2 separate regions of the Homo sapiens genome follow, and region 2 is linked to region 1. Evidence: chromatin loops called from intact Hi-C (ENCODE). Cell type or tissue: dorsolateral prefrontal cortex. All regions are shown on one strand. Each heading gives the region's core, and the rest is flanking DNA. Links, peaks and the distances in the headings are about the cores only. Region 1 has its middle 260 kb from the start of OTUD1. Region 2 has its middle 19 kb from the start of PTF1A.

Region 1 (8,337 bases), core at 107-8,106:
AGATGACATGATCATGCATAGAGAAAATCCTTTAAAAATCTACCAAAAAGCTATTAAAACAAATAAATTTGTTTAGCAAGGTTGCAGAGCACAAGACCAATATAAAAAAAAGCAATTGTGTTTTCATATACTAGCAATGAACAATTCAAAAATCAAATTAAGCAAACAATTCCATTTACAACAACATTTAAAATAAAATACTTAAAAATCAATTTAACAAAATTTATGTAAAATGTATACTCTTAAAACTATGCAACAATGTTGAAAAAAATTAAGACCTTAATAAATGGAAAGCCATACCATGCTCATGTATCAAATGAATTGATATTGTTAAGATGACATTACTTCCCAAATTGATCTATAGACTAAACACCATTCCTACCACAACCCCAGCTGGCGCTGTCTCTCTGTTTATTTTTTTCTTTTTCACAGAAATTGATAAGCAGGCCCTAAAATGTATGTGGAAACTCAAGTACTGAGATAGCCAAAACAATCTTAAAAAATAAGAACAAAGTTGAATAACTCACAATTTCCAATTTAAAAACTTATTTCAAAGCTACAGTATCCAAGATAATGTGGTACTGGCATAAAAATGAACATACAGATCAATAAAATAACATTAAGACCCCATAAATAAACCCTCACATTTATGGTCAATTGATTTCAACAAGGCTGTCAAGAAAATTTGATTACTTTTCACAAATGTTGCTGGGACAATTGAATATCCACATGCATAAAAATAAAGTTGAATCCCTTCCTCACACCATATACAAAAATCTTTACTTAAAATAAAATGTAGACAAATTAAGAGAGCTAAAATTACAAAACTTTTAGAAGAAAACACAGGAATAAATCTTAATGAATCTGCATTTGTTGCACAAGCAACAAAAGAAAAAAAACAGATAATTGTACTTCATCAACATATTAAAACTTTTGTGTTGCAAAATAAACCATCAGGAAACTGAAAAGAAAACCTACAGGAAGAGAGAAAATATTTGCAAGAAACTTGTACCTAAAATAAAGAACACTTAACAACTCACTCAATAATAAAAAGACAAACCAATTTAAAAGTTGACAATGAATTTGAATAGACATTTCTCCAAAGAAGATATGCAAATGTCCAATAAGCACATGAAAAGATACCTAACCTCATTAGTCATTAGCGAAATGCAAGTCAAAACCACAAGATACCATTTCAAATCCAGAAAGATGACTATCCTCAAAAAAAGAGTTAAGTATTGGCAAAGATGTGAGGAAAATGGAACCCTCATATTGACAGCAAGAATGTAAGATGATGCAGCTGCTCTGGAAACCAGTTTGACAGTTCTTTAAAATGCTAAACATAGTTATCATATCACCCAATAACTCCACTACTAGGGGTCTATCCAGGAGAAATACAGACATATACCCATAAAAAGACTTGTATTTTAGTCTTTATAGCAGCATTATTCATAATAGCCAAACATTGGAAGCAACCTAGATGTCCATAAACTGATAAATGGACAATAAAATGTGGTATATCCATACAATGAACTTTTATTTGGCAATAAAAAGAAAGGAATTAATGACACATGCAACAACACAGATGAACAGTTAAAACATTACGCAGAGTGAAAGAAGCCAATCACAAAAGGATAAATACTGTTATGATTCCATATACATGAAATGTCCAAAATCAGCAAATCCATAGAAACAGAAAGTAGATGAGCAGTTTTCAGGGGCTGACAGGCTGGAAGGTAAGAAGGGAACCGCAACTACTGGGTAGGGGAGTTTCTTTTAGGGGAGATGAAAATGTTCCAAAATTAGATAGTGGTGGTAGTTGCATGACCTTATAAATTTGTTTTTAAAAATGCAACTATACTCTTTAAATGGATGAATTGTACACTATAAGAATTATATCTCAATAAAGCTGTTTTTTAAAAAAGAAAGGAAAGAAAAAAAGAAGCCCTGGGGTCATATTTCTCCTTATTTACCACTGAGCTCACTATATATATATATATATATATATATATATATATATATATACACACACACACACACACACACACACATACACACACACATACATGCATATATGTGTATGTGTGTGCATAATACAAAGTACATACACACATATATATTGTGTATATATATATAGTATATTGTATATATTACACCAGTCCTCGGTTTCCAAAGACCCACCCTGATGTTCTATTCCAAGGATCAGCAAATGAAGATCCACAAACCCAATCTAACTCTCAACCTGTTTTTGTTTTTGTATTGCTCTTTGGCAATACAAAAACAAAAATGCAGTTTTTACATTTTCAAAGGACTTTTTAAAAAATAAAAAAGAGTATGTGACAAAAATCAGTGCGGACTGCAAAGTCTAAAATATGTTTGCTCTCTGGGCCTTTATACAACAAGTTTGCTGACCCCCTGATCTATACCTTTTATTTTCTCTACATTTACCAAGAAGAAAAGGGGAGGAGGAGGAGGAGAAAGAATAAGAGGAAAACATACCCTTTCTTTTACATCATTGTTAGCCGTGAAAACAGTGCAGTATGGGGACCAGTTTGTACATATTCACGAGAGCCAACTGTTAAGTTTTTAAGACTTTTTAAGTCAGTTGATGTCATGTTGTAATTGGCCACAGCAGAAATATTTACGATACAGAAATTGGCAAACAGTTCAAATCAGGGCTTTTTTCCCCCTGCAGAGAGCCAGCGTATCTCAAATAAAAACCTTCCGAAAATCTTGTCGTCTTTGTACTTTTCAGAAATCAGAGAACAGGGAAGAAACCTACAATCAGATTTTTAGTCCACAGGGAATTTGCAGATGGGACGCCATGGTATAAAGCTAGGTGCAGATCAGGAAGTACATAGGGCAATGTCCCGTTCTTGCAAAGAAAAGAAACTTCAGACTCAAAGTGTCTCTCTGATCCTCCCTCCACCACTCCCACACTGCACTTTCTTTGCTGGGACATCTCTCTGCTCTATACATATAGGTGACCGCCAGGAGGGTCTCCACTCCCGATCTCTGGAGACTGCTGAGAAGGAGAAGCGCCCAGCCCACATGCCAGGACTATAGCAGGTGAAAACAAGTTCCTGGCATTAACCAGGGCATGGAGGGAAGATGTTCTAATCGCCACTAGGGGGAGGGCTGGTCACACTTTGCATCAAGGAGCCCGAGGGACCAGAATACAGAGGGCAAAAAAAGGCAACCAGAAGCGCTTTGGGAGGCCGAGGCGGGCGGATCACAAGGTCAGGAGATCCAGACCATCTTGGCTAACACGGTGAAACCCCGTCTCTACTAAAAATACAAAAAATTACCGGGCGAGGTGGCATGCACCTGTAGTCCCAGCTACTCCGGAGGCTACATTTTATTAACTTAATATTATTTATGTTAATTTTTAAGTAGCAAATAAAGTGGATTCGATATTGTCTGTTCAGTAGAGTGATTATATAAGTATGTTTTATATATGTATCATACACAACAAAATACAATATATTTGTGTGTGTGTGTGTGTGTGTGTGTGTGTGTGTGTGTGTGTGTATTCTCCTGTTCTGTTAAGTAAACTAGCAAGGAGTCAAGGAAGAGATTACTTACAAAAATGCCCAACCTGAATCTTCATGGTGTAACATGATGGCAATTAAGATTTTATTAATTACAAATTAAGACTCATTTTCCCATATGAAAAAGCAAACTATAGTATTATTTTTGAATGCTCAGCCATAAATTAAATAGGTTTCCCCAAGGCAGCTGGAAACCTACATTCCACATATAATGTTGTTTCTATTAGAAAATACTTCCCAACAACCTACTTATGAAGAGTGTTCAGAATAAAATGTGTTTATGAACTAGGCAAAAGAAAAAATAATGTGTACCCCTTAGAAAGTCACTCCCTCTTTCATTTCATTGTCTCATTGTATGATTATAACTGGAGTCCAAATTCCTCCCACCCACCCCAAGTTCTCTGTTCACTTCTCTTCTCTCCCTCTTCCCTAAAGAACTGTACTGTCTGCATCTCTTTTACAGTTACAATAAAATGAATTTCTCATAGATATGCTGCACTTTAAGGTTGTTGGCCCCATTTTTGCTGCTGTAGTAACTTTTCCTGGCTCCAGAAAAGCCACTGTAATCTAATGGAAATTGGACAAGGTCATGGAGCAGGCTAAGAAAAGACCTGGTAACCTACAAGTACTAAACCCAAGGCTCTCTTTCTATTTCTAGCATGAAAAATGGGCACAACATGACATTTTTCTCTGGTAAAGCAAAACCATTGTAAACACTCAGGACTGAAGGTGCTATTTGTGGAGTCAACTTCTAAAATTTGACTGCTTTGAGCTAGTAGGAATTACGATCTGTATAGTATGCTAATTTATACATAAATGTAATAAGGTACTAAACTTTAACACGTACACGCAATATCTGCTCACAATGTCCTGGTAAAGCTGTGAAAATATCCTATCAACCCAGACAACAGGGCATTTAAACAGCTACAGGCTATTATTAAGCAAGTAAGAAGTATTTATTTAGGCTATTTATACAGGCTATTACTAGCCCTAGGGAGGGCTTTACAGGGGTCATTTTATTATTAGTTTTTGTTGTTCATGTAATGCTTCATTGGTTAATTGATACGACCTCATAACTCCTCCAGCTAAACTTTGCTGGTTCAGGAGGCCATCAGTGAGAACAGCTATGTTAAGACCAGCAAGAGGCAAACCCAAAAGTGAGAGACAGGAAAGTTGTGAAAAACCAAGACAGGTGGCCAACCCATTTGAGGACGACTTGCATGGACATGAGAGAATGTGGCTCTCTCACCCTGAGGATGAAAGGCACAACCGCAACCTTCCAGCATCCCTAAGACAGAAAGTATTTCACGGAAAGGATTATGCCATATCTTGGAGAGATAAATGCATTTATTTCCTACTTATCTTCAGCAGCAGATGTAAACAGCCATTGGGACTTCTTCAAAGTCATTTCCAAAAATAGTATTAGGGATTCTAGAAGAGTTCTGCCTCTGACCACAATTCTGGCCAGAAGAGGGACTAAAAGGCCAGGAGAACTGAGATGACACCATAATAATAATGTCTTATACTAAATAAACATGTACCAAGTGCCAGACGCTGTGCTAAACACTCAATGTGCATGGTTTCATTTAATCATAACAAGACTCTATGATATAGGTACTATTTTATTCCCATTTATTTATTCAAGAAATATTTACAGACTACCTTCTATGTGGCAGGAATTGTTCTAGCCACTAGGGATTCAGAAATGAGCAAAACAGAAAAAAAAAATCTCTTCCTTTATGGAGTTTACCTTCTAGTAGGGGAGAGAAACAAAAGATGGAAGTGAATCAAATGTATGGAATTTCTTATAGCCAAAGAGCTAAAAGGGAAATTAGTGCAAAAAAGGATAGAAAGTTAGATGGATGTAATTTAAAATAGTGTAGCCAAGAAAGACCTTATTGAAAAGATGAACTTGAGAAAACATTTGAAGGAAGTGGAGAAGTCAAGCAGGTTATCTGGAGAAGTTCAAAGATAAGTTCAAAGTTACTTAGATGACAGCAAGTGTGGTGTGTTATTGGAACAGGAAGATGGCAATGTGGTGGAAGCATGGTGATTAAAGAGGGAAGTTGTAGAGAAATCAGAAAGTCAGAGCAGGTAGATCATGTAGAATCTTATTTGTAATTGTAAGGGCTTTTTTTTTTTTACTATGAGAGAAATGGGAAAATATTATAAAATTTAAGCAGAGGAGTCACATTATTTGCCTTATGTGTTAGTAGTATTGCTGTGGCTGTGTATGGAATCTAGACTTTGGGGGTGGTACAAGGATGGAAGCAGAGAGAGGTTGGGAAGTCACTGCAATAATTCAGGGATATGACTGCAGCTTGGTCTCGGCTGCCAGGAAGGGATGTGGTGATAACTGGTCAGATTGGGATTACATAATGAAGGCCTAGCTGCAGGATTGGTTAATGGGTTGAATGCTTTCTGTAAGAGGATGACTCCGAGGTTTTTGGCTCAAGTAATGACAAAAATGGGGCTGCCACTTACTGAGAGAAGGAATAAGTGAGAGAAGCAGGGAGCAGGCATATTAGGGTCACGTCTATCCATAAAGTAATGTTAGCAAAGGAAACAGTACTTCACAGTTAGAATCTTTAGAAGGCTGTGGCTCTCATGATTAAGATTCCAGTTCTATCTAAGTGATGCATACTTCACTCACTCATTCTTTTATTCATTTACTCCTTTATTCAACAAATTTTCATCAAGTGTCCATTGTGTGCCAAACAGTATGCTAGGTCTTAGACCTGTAGTGAGCAAGAAACACTTGGTTCCTTCCCTTCTTAAAACTTACGATCTGGAGGAAAAGCAATTATATTAAGCTATAAAACAAAACAAATAAAAAATTATTAATAAAGAAAGCAATGGCTGGGCACAGTGGCTCATGCCTGTAATCCCAGCACTTTGGGAGGCCAAGGTGTGAGGATCACTTGAGCCCAAGAGTTCGAGGCTGCAGTGAGCTATGATTGAAATGGTGCACTCCAGCCTGGGTGACAAAGAGAAACCCAGTCTCTAAAAAAAAGGAAAAGAAAAAGAAAGGGAAGTATTGGACAACTTCAGTAATTTGCCCATAGTTGCATAGGTGGGGAGAGACAGGGTTGGAACTTGACACAGGTGCCTCCTTCCAGAGTCCACATGCTCACTTTATGGAGTGATCAGATGCAAGCACCATCCAATGGAGAAGAGAGCACAAGCAGTCAAAAGGAGCACCAATACCACCCAGGAGATCCTGACCATGGCTGTGTCATGAAAACTACAGAACGTTTTCTGGGCCCAAGTTCCCTCATCTCTAAAATGAACCAGATGGTCTTCGCAGTCCCTTCTGTGTCTGAAACTGTGATTCTTTGATGTACATTGGTGTCCACATGTAGGAAAGAAGATGTGGGGAACACCCAGTCCAAGCTTCACTGACTTCACAGCTCTGCCTAGGACCAGGCCCGTGTCTGAAACTGGGAGCCACAGGACCCCAACCAAGTCCTTTGCTGCCCTGTCCTCAGAAGGACCTGATCAGGCAGAAGGAGCAGTGAAAGTAGGGGGTTGGCATGGGAGACCGCTCTCAGAGATGGGAGCAACTGGACGGTGTGAGCCAGAGAGAATGAGAGAAAAGACAAATTCAAGGATAGCAGACCCAGCCAGGTGCAGTGGCTCATGCCTGTAAGCCCAGCACTTTGGGAGTCTGAGGCAGGAGGCTGTGCCTACAAAAAGTAGCCAGGCACGGTGGTGTACACTTGCAGTCCTAGCTACTTGGGAGGCTGAGATCGGAGGATTGCTTGAGCCCAGGAGGTTGAGGCTACAGTAAGCAGAGATCATGCCACTGTACTCTAGCTTGGACGATAGAGCAAGACCCTGTCTCAAAAAGGAAAAAAAAATAGGATAGCCGATCCGTTAGACTGCCCCTGGATTTAGGTATCCTGAATGTGTGATTTTTCTCTTAAGCCTACGGTCGACAACATAAGGGACTCATGCATTTGAGTGTGATCCTGGGAAATGCAGACCCTTCACTATTTTGGCTCCAGTTTTCTCATCTGCAAAATGAGGCCAGATATTTTCTAAACTCGGTAATCTACGACCCCACATTCCTATAACCTCAGCATTTCTGTCCCTTAACTAAATTTCCAAAATAAACTTCTGCCTCCTAGAGTGTGCTTCTTGCCAAATTTCAAGACTCACTCAAATTGTCATTTGATCTAACAGTGCAGTTCTGGAAATAATCCAAATCAAAGATCTACCACAGAAGAAACATCTCAATGTTTGGTTAAAGAATTCCAACATTTAGCTACCATTTTTAGTATTTCTTTACATTTACTTCTACAATATAAATTTTAAGCCACCATAAATTATCCACAATCACAATACTCTTCCTAGAGCTCTGATGTCTTAAATATCTGCAAGATACTCAATAATGGAAAATATACTATTTTTTTCCTATTCACAAATTACAAATTGCTTCTCAGTGTTGGTATACTAAATTAATGACATTAACTACAGAATACAAAGCCCCAAACAAAGCAATGCTCTACATCAACATATTTTGATTTTCAGTGCCTAATTAAATCATGTAATTACAATAATCTCATTTTGTAAGTAGAGAAAATAAAATTTACAAATATTCTACAAATTGCCCCAAATCACATAGCACTGAAAAGTTTCCAAAAACTAAAACCAGTATTAATGCCTATAAACTCTTGACTCAAATTACTGAGTTATAATTATCATTGATAAACACTGAAAAAGGAGTGCAAAAGTAAGTAGTTTTGTTGTACACTTTTTTTTTTTTTTGAGACAGGGTCTCACT
Region 2 (8,337 bases), core at 127-8,126, 530 kb after region 1:
TTCCACTGGTTGGGATGCTGAGGCAACAGGAGGAGTTGGAGCAGCTACTATGAACCATGAGTTGAAAGCTACACGTTGAGGATAGATGAGCAAATACACAAGAGGAACTGAAGTCCCCCACATCATTTAGAGCCCATACCAAGCCTGGAATACCTATCCAGCTTTGTTTTGTCTCTATGAGAAGTAAATAAACTTGTATCTCATATTTGTAAACTTTTTACAGTAGAGCAGCTAAACTTGTACACTAGTCAACACATCATGATCTAGAAAGATGCCTGGACATTGTCTCTGTCTTTCCTGTGCTTCTTTCTCTTTCCTTCTGCACATCTTCATCCTTTTCATTTTCTATGGATCAGCTTTCTCTGATTTTGAGTTATTTCATAGAAAACGTGGCTGCCTTAAAGAAGCACGATGTTCATGTCTGTAACACACATTTATTAAGCACCTGTTGTGTGCTGGGAAGTGTGCTTGGAATATCTCTTCTATGTACTGTTCTGTCTGTTGCTAGCATTAAACACTAGCAACAGAACAGTAGGTACAACATATCCTTTTTTCCATGGGGCATATGGAGGATTGAAAATGAGGATTAGAGGTAGACAGTAACATGAAACAGAATGATCATCATGAAATTTGAAGAAATAAAAAATTTTATTTAAAAAAGGATTTTATTAAGGATGAAGTAAAGAGGGATGGTAAGGATGGAAATGTAGATGGGATCTAGATCAAAGAAGACCTTGTAAACTGTGTTATGGAGATGGGCATCATATAGATAGTCATTTGCAGATTGGATAAACCTTATAGGGGTATAGGAAGAAACTATCAGAACTATCATCTACATTTTTTATCTTTTTTTAGAAAAATTGTGTGTCCTATGCATTCTTTATAATATATATAACTGACTCGTATAGCAGCACATCTTTATAACTTACCTATAATTAATTTGGGAATAGAAAGCCGACAAACGGTTTTACCCAGGGGGATAGCATGATCCAGTTTACCAATTACGAAGGGTGCTTGGGGCTTCGCTGTGGAGAATGGATGGAAGCAAGGCAGGACTACAGGCAGGGAGACTGAGCAGAAGGCCGTGGCAGCAGAACAGCTGGGATATTGTGAAGGACTGAACTGGGTGGTGACTGGGCAGATTGGAGAGAGATTTTGGAAAGAATTACTAGGATTTCTGAACTTATTGAATGTGGGAATTGGAAAAAGAGAGAAGGAAAAGATGATACTAAGGATTCTGCTTTTGCCATCAGGATGAATGGTGGGCCTGTTACTGCAATTTTAGGCAAACTAAGGTCTGTAAATTGGCCCTAAATTGGGGGACATGGAAATTGCTGGTAAAATGATTAAAAACAGTTTCAATGTGAGATTGGGGTGCAGACTGATGAAGACTGAATAAAGGCAATGAACTTGATTGAGACCCCTATCTGGAGGAACTTATTAAGAAGTAGAGTTGTGAATGTGATAAAAGAAAGGTCAGGGGTGACTTTTCCGTTATTTTTGCAGATGGGAAAGACTTTCACCCTGTGAGGAATCTATTTTCTCCCCTTTATTCTCCTTGCAAACAGTCCTTTTCAGACACACACCCATCTTCCTTATCCTTGGCCAACTGCCTTATTCCTGGACCAACTTCTCTATTACTTTAAGAAAATCATTTTCTTTTATCTGGTCAAAAACGAATCCTAATAATTGATGACACATATAAAAGTAATGAGGGTGGTGGCCTTGCATTAAGGGAAAGGAAATTTCCAGCTAATATTAGGCAAGACAGACAAGCTCTAAAACCTTTTGAAGTTCCCTTTAGACACACCCAACATTTCTGTCTCCCTCATCTTTTCTTCAAGTTGGCCCTGAGTATTATTAAACACCACTTGTTCTTTTTAAAATTGTCTTAATATTATAGCCGTATTTCTTGTGCTATTTTTCTTTTTCAGTATTTCCGCCGTGTGAAGACTTTTTGGGGCTTACCTAGAGAGTAAACTCCATTGACAATTTCCTCCCTAAGGAAAAAAAGCATTTTAAGGTTTTGCTTTAGAAGCCAGCTTGAGGGGGTGGGGGTGGGGGGCTAAATTTCTTGGTTTGTCAGGCCTTCGGGACACAGACGGGTACAGGAGTGACCCACTAAAGGCATAGCTGTTGGTGCAGCCCAAAGAAGCTAACGTACCTTCCGTGGTTTCTTCTGGGCAGGGAGCGACTGTGGCGTTGGGAGAGGTCAGTGAGAAGGCCACACTGCTGTTTAACCAGGAACAGCTGCTAAATGCGCCTGGGCTCAGGCCCTTCTTTGCACAGGAAGATAGACAAGGAGAGGGCAGGCCTACCTGGAAAGTTCAAGTTAAATCCTGGCAGGCCTCTGGAGGCCCAAGCAGCCCAACATATGGGCAAAATGTTTCTTCCCCGGCACAGCGGTTGTCTCCCCGGAGAGGTTCAAGCCTCCTGTGACCTCCTGCTGCCGTTAGTCTTGAAACCAAATCGGGACTGGGCAGCCAGGCCCCTGCAGCTTTTTCTGTCCCGGCAGCTAGGATCTCCGTCTGCACCCCTGGCTGGCTGCTATGGCTGCAGAGGAGCAAGAGCGAAACCGCGCGAGTGGCAGGAGCAGGCCAGGCCGGAGGCCCCTCCCCGGCCCCCAATCCGGCGGCCTGCCCTCCCCCTCCCGGGGCGTTTGTATAGCAGACACCTGCAGCACGGGCGGCCGCCCGGGTTCCCGACACAAGGCGCTGGTACCTGAGCCCTTGACTGGTAATGCACCATAAACCGCTCCTTTCAGGCCCTTTCAGAGCAGGAGCACGGAGGTCACCGTGCCTACAAACCCCTCTGTGTCCGCCACGTCTCCTGGGCCCTGGGCGCTCGGGCCTCCAGCCGCAGAGCACGCCTGCCCGTGGGAATCCCAACACTTGTGCTCCGCGAGGCCGGCGGGGCGGGGGCGGGGGATTGGGACCACCCTGCCCTCCCCCAGCCCGGCCTCCCCCGCCCTGCCCGCCGCTGGTTCACAGAGCGCAGCGAGTGGAACGAATTGGGTGCGCCGTCCTCAGACGCTGGCGGAAATCAAATGATGAGGCGAGGTGGGACACCCGCTCTCCGCCCCGCGGCCGACGCCCAGCCCACGGCAAAGGTATCACACGGTGTCCCGCCTCGCGGCGACGCGAGCGGCGGGATGACTCGGCCTGGGCCCTGGCGCAGCCAAAGGCCCGGCTCGCTGGGGCGCGATCCCAGCTCGGCGCGCACAGCCCTCCGAGTTCCAGGTTGGATTGGGTGCGGTTGTACCTGTGGAGTGGGTGGCCCGGTGACTGCCACCCGGGCCAGTGCTGCCAGCAGATGTGCACATCCTGGGCGGGGGCTGGCGGCCGAGTGTCACTAGTAGGGGCGGCGGCTAGGCAGCCATTCGCCGCCTTCCAAGCCCGGCGCTGCGCGCAGGGCTTGGAGCACTCGGTGCTGAGACGCGAATGCGCATAAAGAGAAAAGTGTTTCCAGTGTTTCCCCAAAATGGGGAACAGGGAAGAAGGACAAGTATCATGCAAGACTGCCACTGCCACCTGTCTTTTGCGGACCATGCTGCCTTCTTTCCCGCTGGCCTGGCTCTGAGCACTGAAAGCCGGGGAGAGGGCGCCGGCCTTAGAGCCAGCCGCACTCGGGGACCGCAGGCGGCGCTGGCCCGGGCCACCCAAGCCCGGCAGATGAGCCTTTGGCCTGCGGGGGACCGGGCCGGAGGCCAGGGGGACGGCAGTGTCGCCGGAGGGAGCGCGCAGCCCAAGGCCGGTGCTCCGGCCCCGCGCGCCCCCTCCCGGGTCCGCAGGGAACCCGGGTTACCTGGGGAGCCGGGCTTTGTCGGCCACGCTGGCTCTCCGCGGCCCCAGAACTAATTAAACGCCTCTTTTGGCCAAGGGAAGTCTTGCGCCGGACGGGGGTGGGGGCGTGTGGGGGCGGCATGTGGGCACCGGAATAATCAGCCCCATTCTTGCGCTTCTACAGAACCCGCGGCGCAGCGAGAAGTGAACAGCGGCCGCCTGAATGGCGGTTTCAAAAGGCGACACCTGCAAGCGCGGCCGGTTGTGAATTGAATTGAGTCAAATGCGGCGCCCGCTCGTACCTGAGCCGCGAGCTATTAGTGTCAGGCGCGCCCGGTCGTCCGGGCGGGGAAGCGCGCGGCCAGGCCGTCCGCGCTGAATGCGGCAAGCTGCGGCGCGGCCGCTCCATGGGAATGTCGCCACTTGTGCTGCTAGCGGTCGGGAGGGGGTGCGCTGCCCTTTCAGAGACAGACACAATTAGGCAAAATGCTCAATGAACATTATAAATGACGTGCGATCGCTCTGCAGATTGCCTGGCAAATCAAATTATATGGTCGCTCGCGGGCAATTTCCATGTGCTTTTAAAACTTAAACAGGTATTCGCCCATTTAAAAAAAAAAAAAAAGGAGAGGGGGTGAGTCGACTCAGGGATTCCGGAAAAAACAAGTGAAAGAGTCGGTGTTGAATATTCACACGTCCCCTTTGTTGGCGACTGACTTCACAATGGGCTTGGAGAGGGGGTGCGTTTGGACGAGACACATTTTTTACTGTCTTCCATGCTGCAGAGGAAGGCACCAGAAGTTTGCATTTATTACAACTCACAATTACAGTGGGACTCCCTTTTTTCTTTTAAGACTAAAATTCTTCTCATAATGAATGACTTGAAAGCTACTGTCATTCTAATAAGATGGAAGAAACATTCTAATCAGATGGAAGCGCGCCCGGGTGCACTTGGGGAGGAGGCGGAAAGAGCCCTGCGCTTCTCCCTGGCACCAAGCATTAATCCAGGAGGGAGCTGGGGAAGCTGGGGCTCTGCGCTCTGCACAGCCCAGACTCTGGGCCTCAGGCGCGGCCCCGAGGCTCCCCGGTTGTCATTCGGCCTCCCTGCGGTCCCCCAAGCATCGGGAGGAGCAGCGGCACAGAACCAGCGAGAGAAGCAGCGCTGGGTGCAGTGCGCCCAGGGCGGCTCCGGCAGTGATGCCGGCACCGGCATGAGCACCCCAGCCGCCCTTGGTCTGCCCCAGCTTGGGCCTGCGCTCTGTGGCTGCGACCCTCGGAGGAGGGGGGCAGCTGGAGGCGCCCGGATTGCGCGGACCCCCGCAGAGGCCAGGAGCCGCGCCTCCGGCGAGGGGCTGTCATCGAGCAAGAGCAGAGTCGATTCTGGCTTCAAAAGAAGGAAGCAAGGAAGCAGCAGCCATCCGTGGCCTCACACCCCTGCCGACCTCCATCTCATTTTCGATTTTCTACTCTTTTTGTTTCTAGATAATTGGGACAGAGGGAGGGGCGAAGAACTGCGGATCGTGGTGACAGTTGGTAAATATATGCATCTTAGTGAGGAAAGGCAAGCAGAAAAGAATATTGGAAATCCAGCTTTGGGGTTCGTCTTTGTCGGTGACTCACTGTGTTATCTTGGGCAAGTAGCTTAACCTCTTGGGCTCAGTTTTCTCATCCATGAAATGGGAACCAATGTCTGATGTGTCTTCCTCACGGGGCTGTTTTCATTAGGACTTTAATTGGGAATGGCAATCTTTTGGGTAGGTTGTCTTTGTGTGCCTTAAAGTCAAAAACTATACATAAGCCCCAAGGATAAAAACCTCCGTGGGAGGACAAACCTTAGAAACTCAGAGACCTGAGCACTGGTGTTCCTCCCCTCCCAATCCTCGCTCAGGAATCGCTCCTTATTGGGACTGGAGGAAAGGGATGCTCTTCCTAACTGCTTCCCCGTGCAAAGAGGAACTGGGTCCCTGAGGAGTGAGGAGAGCAAAACTCAACCAACATCCGGACCATCTGGTTGTGTGTGTGTGAGCGTGCGTGCATGTGTGTAAGGGGGCAGGTCTCCAATACGTTGGACATTTTCGTTTCTCCTTGTCTCACACTTTTCCTGCTGGTACCAATGACCACTTCGTGAAGAGCAATGAATGAAGCGCAATTCATGAGTTAGGAAGGTGAATTTCATTGAGAAATAACATTTTTTATTGCAGTTCTGGGCATGAGAGTCCCGGAATGGCGAAGGTTCTGGGAGCCTCGTGGAGCCAGGTGCGCTGGCCTTGGTGCTGAAGGTAAAGGCCGAGCCTGCGGAGGCAACCGCCTCAAACCATGGGCCATCTGCTCAAATCTAAAAGCAAGGGGATCACACCTTTTTAATACCTCCCGTCCCGGGTGTGTGCTTGTTTCCGTTGGGGGGATGGGGGGGAGGGTGTGTGTGCGCGCACGCCCGCGCGTGTGTGTAATAAAAATAACATGAAAGCACAGTGACAGTGTCTAATAAAGTTTAGTTAATTGAATGGACATTTAGATACCTTTCTCTCAATCTGCTCCATAACTTACTTATTCAATTCAATGTGGGAAAATTTTTACTAAATAATAGTCATGCAATGTCTTAAGGATGCCTGACTGTTTCTCACTTTGTTTTCATCGTCTGATCTAAACATTATGGTGGAGAAGTTTCAGGCAAGAGCAAAATTTATCAAAGACAAGAGTGGTCCATTCAACACTTCTTCCTGATGACATTTAAGTTCTTCACTGCCTCTGGGCCCAAATTGGGGTGATTCTATCTCAGGAAAGAAATAACTGAGACAGAATCATCTTGGAAAGGTATATGCGGTTTTAATTAATGAATCTATTCTGAGATCTCTAGGGAAGCTCAGTTAGTACTGGGTCAAACCCAGTGATTAAGGCTTCATGTGTGCCATTTATAGGAAGAATTTTCCTTGGGCTAAAATATGGTAAAAAGACCAAGGACCTGTTCTGTTCATTTTTCTGTCACAATATCATCTTTTTTTTTGAGACAGGGTATCACTCTGTCACTCAGGCTGGAGTGCAGTGGCATAATCACAGCTCACTACAGGCTCAAATTTTCAGGCTCCAGCGATCCTTCCATCTCAGCCTCCCGAGTAGCTGGGACCACAGGCACTAGTCACCAAGCCCAGCTAATTTTTGGTAGAGACAGGGTTCGACCATGTTTCCCAGGCTGGTTTTGAACTCCTGAGCTCAGGCAATCCACCTGCCTCAGCCTCTCAAAGTGCTGGGATTACAGGCATGAGCCACCATGCCTGTAATATCATATTTAACAGTTAAAAATCTATTTATACCCTGCTCATTCAAAATACATATTAAGTAGTATGCGCAAATATGTGTACTTTAACAAGATCAGAAAATAAGTAAATGAAAATATTTGGAGTGAAAGTAGAAAAAATCAGATGTAACTGGAATTAATTTCTGTACACTTGCTGGAGATGCTCTAAAGTTCTGGCTCCAAACCTCCTCATTGTTCCCAATGCAAAGAAAAAACACAATAAATGTCATGATTCACGGGGTCTAAGATAAAAGTAAACTGGTTTCTCACAGAAGAACAACTATTTGCAGTACTGACATCAGACAGAAACCTCTCCCATGTGCCCCCATAAAATGATGTACCCATAAAATGAAAAGTGACCTCAACCGTGTCCCTAAAGCAAATAGATCTTAGTTGTGTGGGCTAGCTTCCATTTGTGTCACTCAGTGAAGCCCCACAATATTCCCTTTGTTTGAGTAAGAATAAAACTGGCGAGAAAAAGACCTGGCAAACAGCACGCTCACTCACATCCTTACTGGGATGTTGCAATCTTAGCGTTGGGGACAAACCATCCTGAGAATCCTCATGCTACAGTTGTTGCAACTTCTGAAAGATTTGCAAAAAATACTCTTGGGACTCAGCCTGATATTTAAGGAAGACCAATGACAGTGATAGACTTTGGAAAAGAGGAGGTGTTACTGTTAGTGCTGGAACCATCAAAGCCATCTTTGGACCAGCACTCCAACTTCAGTACCTATAAAAGTCATCAGCTTTAACTTCAAAACTTATGATTTGGTGGGTCTAGTAGCATCAGGAAAAAACATTATATATATATATATAAATAATATTATATATGCACATTATATATATGTGTGCATATGCATCTATATGTATATGCATACATATACATGTATATATGTGTGTATATGCATACACAAACATGTATATATGTGTGTGTATATAATTTTGGAAAACATAATTTTTTAATAAGCACCCTAGATATGCAATGAGATCACTAAATTGTTTCCTTCTTCTCTTGTATAGAGCTAAACTACAGTTTCCAGCCTTTCCTGCAGCTGTGTTGGACTGTGTAATTCAGTCCTGGCCAATGGAATGTAGGCAAAAGTAAGGTACATCACTTCTAGCATTAGTCCCTAAAACCACTCTTGAAATCCTCTAAGTTGGCTTTTTCTCCTCTTGTCATCTGCCACCTTGGTACAGAGGATCCCAGAGAGGACTCTAAATGCCCTGAGTGATGGCAGAGACATTAGATGGAAGGAA

The links. Hi-C counts contacts between places; a loop is a spot of excess contacts. Peaks named below come from ENCODE experiments on the same cell type or tissue, not always from the same donor. Only the 100,000 strongest peaks of a DNase experiment are listed, where the experiment ranks them.
Region 2: it touches region 1 in a loop (2.4-fold over the local background); 5 of 110 quality-filtered maps call a loop at or near these places.

The regions. Positions count from the first base shown.
Region 1 is chr10:23,697,861-23,706,197 of GRCh38, reverse strand. It overlaps a transcript of KIAA1217 not described here. Among named protein-coding and RNA genes, the nearest start is that of OTUD1, 260 kb to the right of the region's middle. RefSeq lists an enhancer at 3,186-3,235. In dorsolateral prefrontal cortex, for the core only: CTCF peaks have their summits at 2,911 and 3,120 (motif pointing right); a DNase peak (open chromatin) is centred at 3,127; H3K27me3 peaks cover 686 bases.
Region 2 is chr10:23,169,194-23,177,530 of GRCh38, reverse strand. No RefSeq gene overlaps it. Among named protein-coding and RNA genes, the nearest start is that of PTF1A, 19 kb to the left of the region's middle. In dorsolateral prefrontal cortex, for the core only: no CTCF peak of the experiment used is centred there; a DNase peak (open chromatin) is centred at 4,163; H3K4me3 peaks cover 3,974 bases; H3K27ac peaks cover 2,818 bases; H3K27me3 peaks cover 3,721 bases.